Linked DNA regions of Homo sapiens: region 1 is linked to region 2. Evidence: chromatin loops called from intact Hi-C (ENCODE). Cell type or tissue: Caco-2. All regions are shown on one strand. Each heading gives the region's core, and the rest is flanking DNA. Links, peaks and the distances in the headings are about the cores only.

The links. Hi-C counts contacts between places; a loop is a spot of excess contacts. Peaks named below come from ENCODE experiments on the same cell type or tissue, not always from the same donor. Only the 100,000 strongest peaks of a DNase experiment are listed, where the experiment ranks them.
Region 1: a loop joins it to region 2, with 5 times the contacts of the local background. A loop is called at or near these places in 1 of 110 quality-filtered maps.

What each region holds. Positions count from the first base shown.
Region 1 is chr6:106,052,368-106,056,769 of GRCh38, forward strand. It overlaps a transcript of PRDM1 not described here. Among named protein-coding and RNA genes, the nearest start is that of PRDM1, 32 kb to the right of the region's middle. In Caco-2, for the core only: no CTCF peak of the experiment used is centred there; no DNase peak of the experiment used is centred there.
Region 2 is chr6:105,935,120-105,939,521 of GRCh38, forward strand. No RefSeq gene overlaps it. Among named protein-coding and RNA genes, the nearest start is that of PRDM1, 150 kb to the right of the region's middle. In Caco-2, for the core only: no CTCF peak of the experiment used is centred there; a DNase peak (open chromatin) is centred at 2,072.

The DNA.
Region 1 (4,402 bases), core at 157-4,156, 120 kb after region 2:
ATTTTCACATTCTTTGTTTTAAAGGTATGGTCGTCTTGAATTTCTGGTTATTGATGCCTTTAATGTTTTTTTACGCTTCATGTTTACATTTAACTAACAATGTAAAAAATAACTATCAACTTGCTGTTAATAATGTATATCTTACCTTATCCGATTGTGGCATAGGAAAATATCTAGCGTATTAAATTAACAATTGTTTTGGATCCTCTGTTGGAAGACAGACTGTCTCCTTGATGATGCATTGGGTAGGATGGCAGATTTACACCCGAATACGTCTCAACTAGATGAGTAAAAATACATCACTTTAAAAATTCATGGTCATGCCGGGCGTGGGGTGGCTCACACCTGTAATCCCAGCACTTTGGGAGGCCAAGGTAGATGGATCACGAAGTCAGGAGATCGAGACCATCCTGGCCAACATGGTAAAACCCCATCTCTACTAAAAATACAAAAATTAGCCAGGCATGGTGCACACCTGTAGTCCTAATTACTCAGGAGGCTGAGGCAGGAGAATCATTGAACTGGGAAGACTGAGGTTGCAGTGAGCTGAGATCACGCCACTGCACTCCAGCCTGTACAACAGAGTGAGACTCTATCTCAAAAAAAAAAAGTTATGGTCACTATTTAGAGGAAATTAAAACCTAAAAAAACCCTCAAATATTAAATATTATTTTTCACAAATTTACTTCCTAATTTTTGGAGTAGAATTTTATTTTAATTGCATTTTTATTTTAGAATGAATTGATTTTTAGATTTTATTCAGTTTAGGGAAACTGGACTCAATTTCATTTCTGCCTTCATCCGATAATTTTTATTTACACTGGTTTAGGAGCTTTGCCTATGGTGACCCTCTTCTTCTCTACTATCTCCCTGTCCCCAAAGAAGAAAAAGCCTTGTTGCAAATAATTTAATTTGAATTTCTAATCAAGTCGTTTTTGAATCAGACAGAAGACCTCTTAGTGAAAATTGTAACCCAGTTGGAAATTAAAATTAAAGCAACCAGAAATGTTGTCATAAGTAATCTTTTGTAAGTAGCCTTCTCCCCTTTATATGTTTTTTTCCTGTTGTATTTATAGTTTTAAAAAGAAAAAACACAGTTGAGACCCCAATTTAGAAATACATAAGTATTCTATTGTATCTATTATGTATTCTAATAGAATACATAAGTATTCTATTGTATCCATTATGTATTCTAATAGAATACATAAGTATTGTATTGTATCCTGTTTGTTTTAATTCTTGAAATACACTTATTGGCACCCAAGGACTCTTAGGAAACTTTAAAATGCCAACACTCTAAGGAGGCTCACTTGCTCTCCTTGGGACCTAGTTATTGAGTAACAGGGTTGAAGCCAAAACTGAGTTCCCTGGTTGGCGAGGCTCCCTGAATACAAGTGTCTTGGCTAATGTCCTTTTTCGTGGTTTATTTTACCAGTAGCACAGTGTGCCCACCACCCCCCAGCCCTCCACCCCCCACAATGTATACAATACTCTGGGTAGAAAGTTCATGCCTTAGAGCATCCTTATCCCCTAGTTTACAGAGTGGTGAGATCTTTTGAATGAGTGTCTAGAGTACAAAGGTTATGAACCACTTGTAAAAAGTCACAGAATAAAAGCCCCTCTGGGGTTTCCTTGCAGAGCAGGATCATTGTGTTGGTCTCTTTTTTTTTTCATGGAGACTAGATTCGTAGATCATAGGTCATCTGTGTAAAGGATCAGTCTGCCTATTGCTTGGTTAAGGGGTTGACCAAAGACTGATGGTGTCATGAGGTAGCTGTCATTATTTCATTGCAGCAGGGAAATAGAAAACAAGATCATCTCAACATTTTTACAGAAACACGTATGTATAAAGAAAACTGAAGGAAGATACAAACTCAGGTATTTTACAAAATGAATTTTAAATGCTTTTTGACTCTGAAGTAAATGATTTGCCTCTTAATCCTTCTTTAAAGCATTTAAAAATCTTTTGTGTGTATACCTGGTGTATTTGTATAAAACTGAAAATCAGATTGCTACTTGTTCCTTTCTGTCTATCTCTCTCTCACTTAAAACTAATTCTGAATTGGGCAGGGGCAGATGGTGTCTTCAGTATTTGGCTTTTTTTCAAGATTTTCTTTTAAGAATATGTCAAGTATTCTAAAGACCATTAGATGAATTAAAAAGCATGGCTCTTCTGCTAAAACAATAACTTCCATGTGTTTTCTTTTGTGCTTTACAAATGAATTTATGAAAGACTTGGATATTTCAGCCTAAGAAGATCAGTGTCAGATTAATGTATAAGCTTTAAGAAGATAAGGACCATGTGCATTTTACTTCTTCAGGTAGAACTAAGAATAGCTACAGGCAGTTTAATCAATTATTTAATGGTGATTGGAATGAACAATAGCTATACTTTTTAAGGAGAAAGAAGATGCTTAATGTAATGCTTTTCAAATTTTTCTATGCCATAAAAGGTATATATTTCTTTGATCTTTATGAGAATAGTGTATATGTGTTCTTTCATAAGCAAAAACATACTACTGATCCTTTGACAGAGTGGATACATATTCTGAATTCATAGCGAGAATAGGATTTTGACATTTCATACACATCATTTTACTGAAGACATCTCTAGCATGAATACTGGCAATTTGTTTATAATTTGGAACAAAATATATTGAAATGACCCATACTGCTATTGGACCTGTGATCTGGGTTTCATCAGCTAACTAGGACTTCTCAGTGTGGCCTGTCCTGGATTATCTGAGCCAAGGAAGGAAATAATTCTCACGAAGCATGACTAGTTAAAAATCACTGCTAATTGAACCTTCCTAGCATTTTGGCTGTTAGGATACTGGGCAGGGTCCTTAAATGTGTATCTGATAATACTTTGCAGTTTGATGAAGCAAAAAGTAGAGTTGGCTTTTACGGGAATTTTTTTCTTGGATTTAGTTATATTTATGTGAACAAAATCTGATCATTACTTTGGGAAGATACATACATGTCTTGCATTATTATATACATGAGAGATATTATTAATCGGATCAGGGCCTAGCATGTGATTAGTAGCCTGGTTCACTATTATAACTAGTTGTCTTTACATCTCTTATGGTTTATTTACTTGTTAGAACACTTTAAATGGAAAATGCTTGTCATTTGAGTATCTGAATCCTTAGAGGAAAAAAGAATGGAGTATGTGTCCCCTTGAAAAGCCTGCAGATTAGATTATCAGCACAGTTAATACGTAAGGGACCTTGTGTCTCCCTAACTTGCCAATATCTATTTGTTGAGTGTTGCAAGAGTTTGCTAATTAAACAGTTCACAAGATGCTTTGAGCAGAACTTGTGGACATTTCACCAATTGAACATTTTATTGCTGCCGTTGAAAAAAGCTAGTTGGTGTTTATTAACTAACTTTCTTGCCATGGTTCTGGAGAGTCATGGGTACAGCTCTGGTCCCCGACTCTAGATTTTTAGAGCTCAGAGTCACTATTGACACTTTGCTTGCAAACGTGCCTGTTGTTACTTCAAGGCACAACCATCACTTTACTGAACTTGCAAATATGAATTAAGTAACAAGATGCTTTTGACTGAGAGTCCAAATCAAATTAAAGCTGTGTGTGGGAGGGGATTGGGAGAAAGGCTCATTCTTAAGAACAATTTTTTTTAACTCAAGGAAAAACACATTGTTTCAGATATAAAGGTAGGAACTGAGATATTTAAAATTAAAAGTAAATCCTTTCAGGTTAAGAATTTCCATCTCATAATTCCTTACAGATGAAGCTACAAAGCAGTTTTCTGTCATAATGTAAGCACAAACTTCCCTTACCCAGTCTTTGTGGTATAGCCCAGCAGGACTTGGGCTACTGGCCTTCCCACTCTGTTGTCCTGCAAGTGAGCCCTCAGCAGCGAAATGGGAGAAGCACGGAGAGTCTGCACTCACCCACAGATCCCTAAGAGGATAAGGACAGTTTCTGGCCTTCTCATCCCTCACCGCCTTTGCAAGTGATTTGAATTGAATGAATTGGCCATTCCTAGAATGTAATTAGTAGGAATATTAATCTAGCCTTTATAAAGGTGGAAAAACTGCCCCACTCTTCAGACAGCATATCTGATCTGCTCCAGTATGTATCAACTTGCTTGGACTTTAATGCCTTCAGACCCAAAAGCCTGTTTATCAGCCACACACAACCGACTCAGAAACAGCAAGAGAAGCTCCTGCGAAGGAAGTAGGTTTGAGTCTATTTGCCCTTTGTTGTGGTCAGTAAAGGAACTACTTGTGCTTTTTAATTAGAAGGGTGGGACCAGATTTTTCTTAATTGCAGTTTGAGCTATAACACAAAGCATTTAAAGAATGACTTTTTAAAATAAATTCATTTACATTCTCTCCTGCATTCAACCCCTAACCTTTTCTTTGAATGACT
Region 2 (4,402 bases), core at 123-4,122:
ATATAAATTTGCTCTGAAAAGAGGACCTGCGTACAATACACACTACCCACGTTCAGGTACCACCTGAGAGGAGATGACAAGCCAGAGGCAGGGGTAGGCAAGGTGGGTGGGTGTGAGATGAGTAGGGTGTAAAGAAAAAGGGACTGGGGAGGCCCAGATGGCAGGAGCCCTGCCAAGGGCACCTGGGATGCAGATCTGGGGGGCAGCAGTGCTCCTGGGCAGGAGGAGGTGGAAAAAGCCCCATCAGGAATGGTAAATAAATTGCATACATCAGTCCAACAGAACCTACAAAATCTGCTTGTTAGTCTGATTTCACGGCATGAGTTTATTATCAAATTATGCCTGTCAATAAATAATTAAGTATTTTTTATCACTTCCAACTTAAGAAAATAACAGAGAGGCTTTTGCCACACACACATTCTAAATTAACTAATAACAGTGCTATCTTCGGAAGTGAAATAATAAACAGACTCTGTTTCTAAAACAGGAAATTCCATGACACAACATCAAATTCAGTATTTGTCAATACTATACGATCCAGGAAGCCCCAGAACATCTTCAGAGAGAAAATTACTTCTTTTTTCTTGTTTGCTTATTTTTGTTTTTGGGGGTTTTTGTTTGTTTATTTTTTGAGATGGAGTCTTGCTCTGTCACCCAGGCTGAAGTGCAGTGGCACGACCTCAGCTCACTGCAACCTCTGCCTCCCGGGTTCAAGTGATTCTCCTGCCTCAGCCTGGTGAGTAGCTGGGACTACAGGCATGACCCACAATGCCTGACTAATTTTTTGCATTTTTGGTAGAGACGTGGTTTTGCCATGTTGGCGAGGCTGGTCTTGAACTCCTGAGCTTAAGTGATCTGCCCACCTCGGCCTCCCAAGGTGCTGGGATTACAGGCGTGAGCCACCATGCCCGGCCGAAATTACTTCTTAACTTACAAACTGAGAAACTGCCTTATGAATGTGATCACTGGGCCAAGGTGGCCTCATCACAGAGGGCCTTGTTTAGGATGTCCTTATAGCTGGGCCACCTACAGTAGGAAAACATTAAGATTAATTTGCCAAATTCGGTAGAGAGGTCAGCTCTATTCTTCCTTTACACACAGTCGTGGTCCACTCCAAACCTGCCCCTTCTCTAGACGTTAACAGCTATTTCTTCACAGATGCATGAAGGAATTCCCTGGATAAGAGAAAAATCACAGAGGGCTGGGTTCATGACTTAGGTGCTTAAGCACATAAGGGAGGTGATAGAAACTTAAGCAATGAATGGGGGGAGTATTCTGCAAACTTTTATTTTGAGTGTTTAGAACTTAGATTTATCACCAGGTTCCAAGGGCTTGTTTTTAATTGAAGATAGATTCAACAAATATGCATGGAGCATACCTACATGTCCCAAACCCCATGATAGTTTCTATGGATATAAAGACACATTAAACCTAAAATCTCACATTCTACAAACCTCAAGAAACTCACATTCCATAGAAAGTTTGTTTCTTTCCTCAACATGGCCAGGAATACAGTAGTATTTAATCCATAAATTCTTTTTGACTTGACAAGTTTTGTTAATTTCAGATCAGTGAAAGCAATTCAATAAGTGTTAGTGAATGCTTTTCATCTCACTACATTTTCCTTCCTATTTCTGTTGAATGACACAAACCTGAAACTTATTTTCTCAGATACAATTAAATAGCATATTCTATTAGTTTTATGTGTAGCTTTACTGGTCATCTACTAGAAGCCAGATACTACATTTAGCTCCATTAATAATAATTCCAATAAGGTCAAGGGCATGCATTTTGGAGGCAGGGAATCTGGACATGGTCCCAGTTCCACCAGTTGGTAGCTCTGTGAGTTTTCACTTCAGTTTCTTCATTTGTAGGATGCATATCATAATAATACCTACCCTGCCTACCTCATCTCAGGTGAGTAAATAAGGATTGTTTTCAAAATAAACTATTTATATTTGAAGATAACATTGCTAACAGTATCTTTTAAAAACAAAAACAAACATACCAGACTTATCACAGGCAGCATTCCAGGTTCCTTCTCAACATCAAAGCAAGTAAGGGCTTATCAGGAGCAGAGGCTTATAGGACTTGTTGCTACATGCTGCTCTACTTCTCTACAACATCCTGGTCCCTAAAAAGTCTTTATTAGAATGAAACATAGATGCTGTGATGGCTGCCACTGTTGTATTATCAGAAGATGTGCTTCGAGATATTCAACTGCTAAAGAAACTTAGCAGTCGAAAATCTTAGTGGCTGAACATCTTGAGAACTCTATAACTTGGATGAAAATGTGCATAGTTCAGACCAGGCTTGGTTGCCTTAGAAAGCACATCATCACCACTGGGGCCGCTTTGTGATTTTTGTGAACCCTAGGCTCTTTTGCCTTTATGGGTACTTCCTCCATTAAAGAAAAAATTGAAATCCTATTTTATGATTACATTGGTATAAAAATGAATATAATCCATGCAGGATTCATTATTACAAGTTGAGTATCCCTTATTCAAAATGCTTGGACCAGAAAGGTTTCAGATTTCAGATATTTTTGGATTTTTGAATATTCGCACTATACACTTACCAGTTCAGCATCCCTTTGAGCATCATGTTGGCACTCAAAAAGTTTTAGATTTTGGAACATTTCGTACTTTGAATTTTTGGATTAGGAATTCAACTTGTATATATTTACTGTTATTACTATACTATCTTTTTCCTTGTGATGTTTAAAGAAATTAAAACATTTTCATGGGCCCTAAAAGTAATGTGGACTCTAGCCTTTGCTCATGCTGTGCCTAGCAGACAAGTCAGTCCTGCTCATTGGAGCAGACATCCATCATCTGACCGCCACTACCTCTCCAGCCACATCTCCCACCAGCCTGCCCTCCTTCACTCCATTCCAGCCCGCCCAACCCCGCTTCATGCCCTCTATGATATCCAGCATATTCCTATCCCAGAGCCTGAGCCCTAGAGTTCTCTTGACCTGGGATGCTTTTCCTCAGATCTTTGCAAGTCACTCTGGCCTCCACAAGTGTCACCTCTCCAGAGAGGCCTTCCCTGACAACCCTGACAATCCCAGCCACCTTCCATGCCATTATCCTGTTGTAGTTTCTTAGTGGCGCTTACAACAATCTGAAAAGGTCTCATTTCTTTGTCTATTGTTGGCCTGTCATTCCAAGATGTTATAAGGGCTGTGAGGTATATGAGGGCAGGGACTTGGTCTGCCTTGTTCACTGTCACATCCCCAGTGCTTGGTCCATGGTAGGTTCTTAATAAACATTTATGGAATAAATGAATGAGTAGATAGGCTGCAAAGCTTTCTCAGCTCATTTGAAGAATGTGGGAACAAAATAGTGCCTGCCATTTTGCTCTTTATTCTTTGTTCATTTATTCTTTATCAATAGCAGGTCTCCACCAGACCAGGACAAGCATCCTTGGGGAGTTAGCGTCCAGAGCTGTAGGGAAGGGAGGGAGGAGAGCACTTTTGCACATACAACCAGACCAGACTCAAATGAGAGCACAGAAAATGCTCATAACTTGCCCCTCTGGGTTCCTTTTAAAAAGTTCATTCAGTATCTACTAAATGCCTGCTTGTGTTAGCCACCATCTCAGAAGAAGAGGACTAGTTTCCACTCTCAAAGGATACAATGAAAAGGCAACCACATGGAAAGTGGAATTTGAAAAGCACCTTGAAAAGACATATACTTCACCTCCTGTCTTCAGGAAGGATATAGGACATTATTGAGAGACTCGGAGACAGTGGCTTTAGGGACTGTGAGAAATGTTTGCTTTTTCTCAGCATCCATTCCTTCTTTTTGGTAATAGCACATCCATTTTCATTTTCTTATGAGGAATTATTCCTCCCCCATTATTTACAGGATTCTTATTAAAGGTCCTCAGCCTTCTTCCCTGAAAGAAGGGGTGGCTGGTCATGTGACCCAAGCCAATCAGACCTTCTCTAGAGGCTTGAATTTTAGCAGAGTGATACAAAGGGGTTGGGGGGTGCAGAGCATGAAGTACTCATACATTCACTCACAAAACGATGGGTTCATTCCTACTTCCAAGAACCCCAGGAATGCCCTAGTACCCTTCTTTTCAGAGCATGATTCTCCAACGTTCCTCAATGTGGTGAACTTCCTGTTGACCTCTCTGTTTAAGGAAACCAGAGGCATTTCTATGAAGCCCCCTGAGGCATGTAGTGGGAGCTGCGCACAACTGGAGCATTAGACTGTTTCTAGATGCAGGCAATCCAAATAACTGACTGCTTTGTGCCTCAGCTTTTTGAGACTTCAAAGAGAGGTAATTCCTATTCAGTCAGCACCCAAAGATTATTGAGAGGTTAAAATGAACTAGTAAATTAACAAGTATGTGTGTCATTTAGGTCTCCCAGGAAGCAGATGCTGAAACA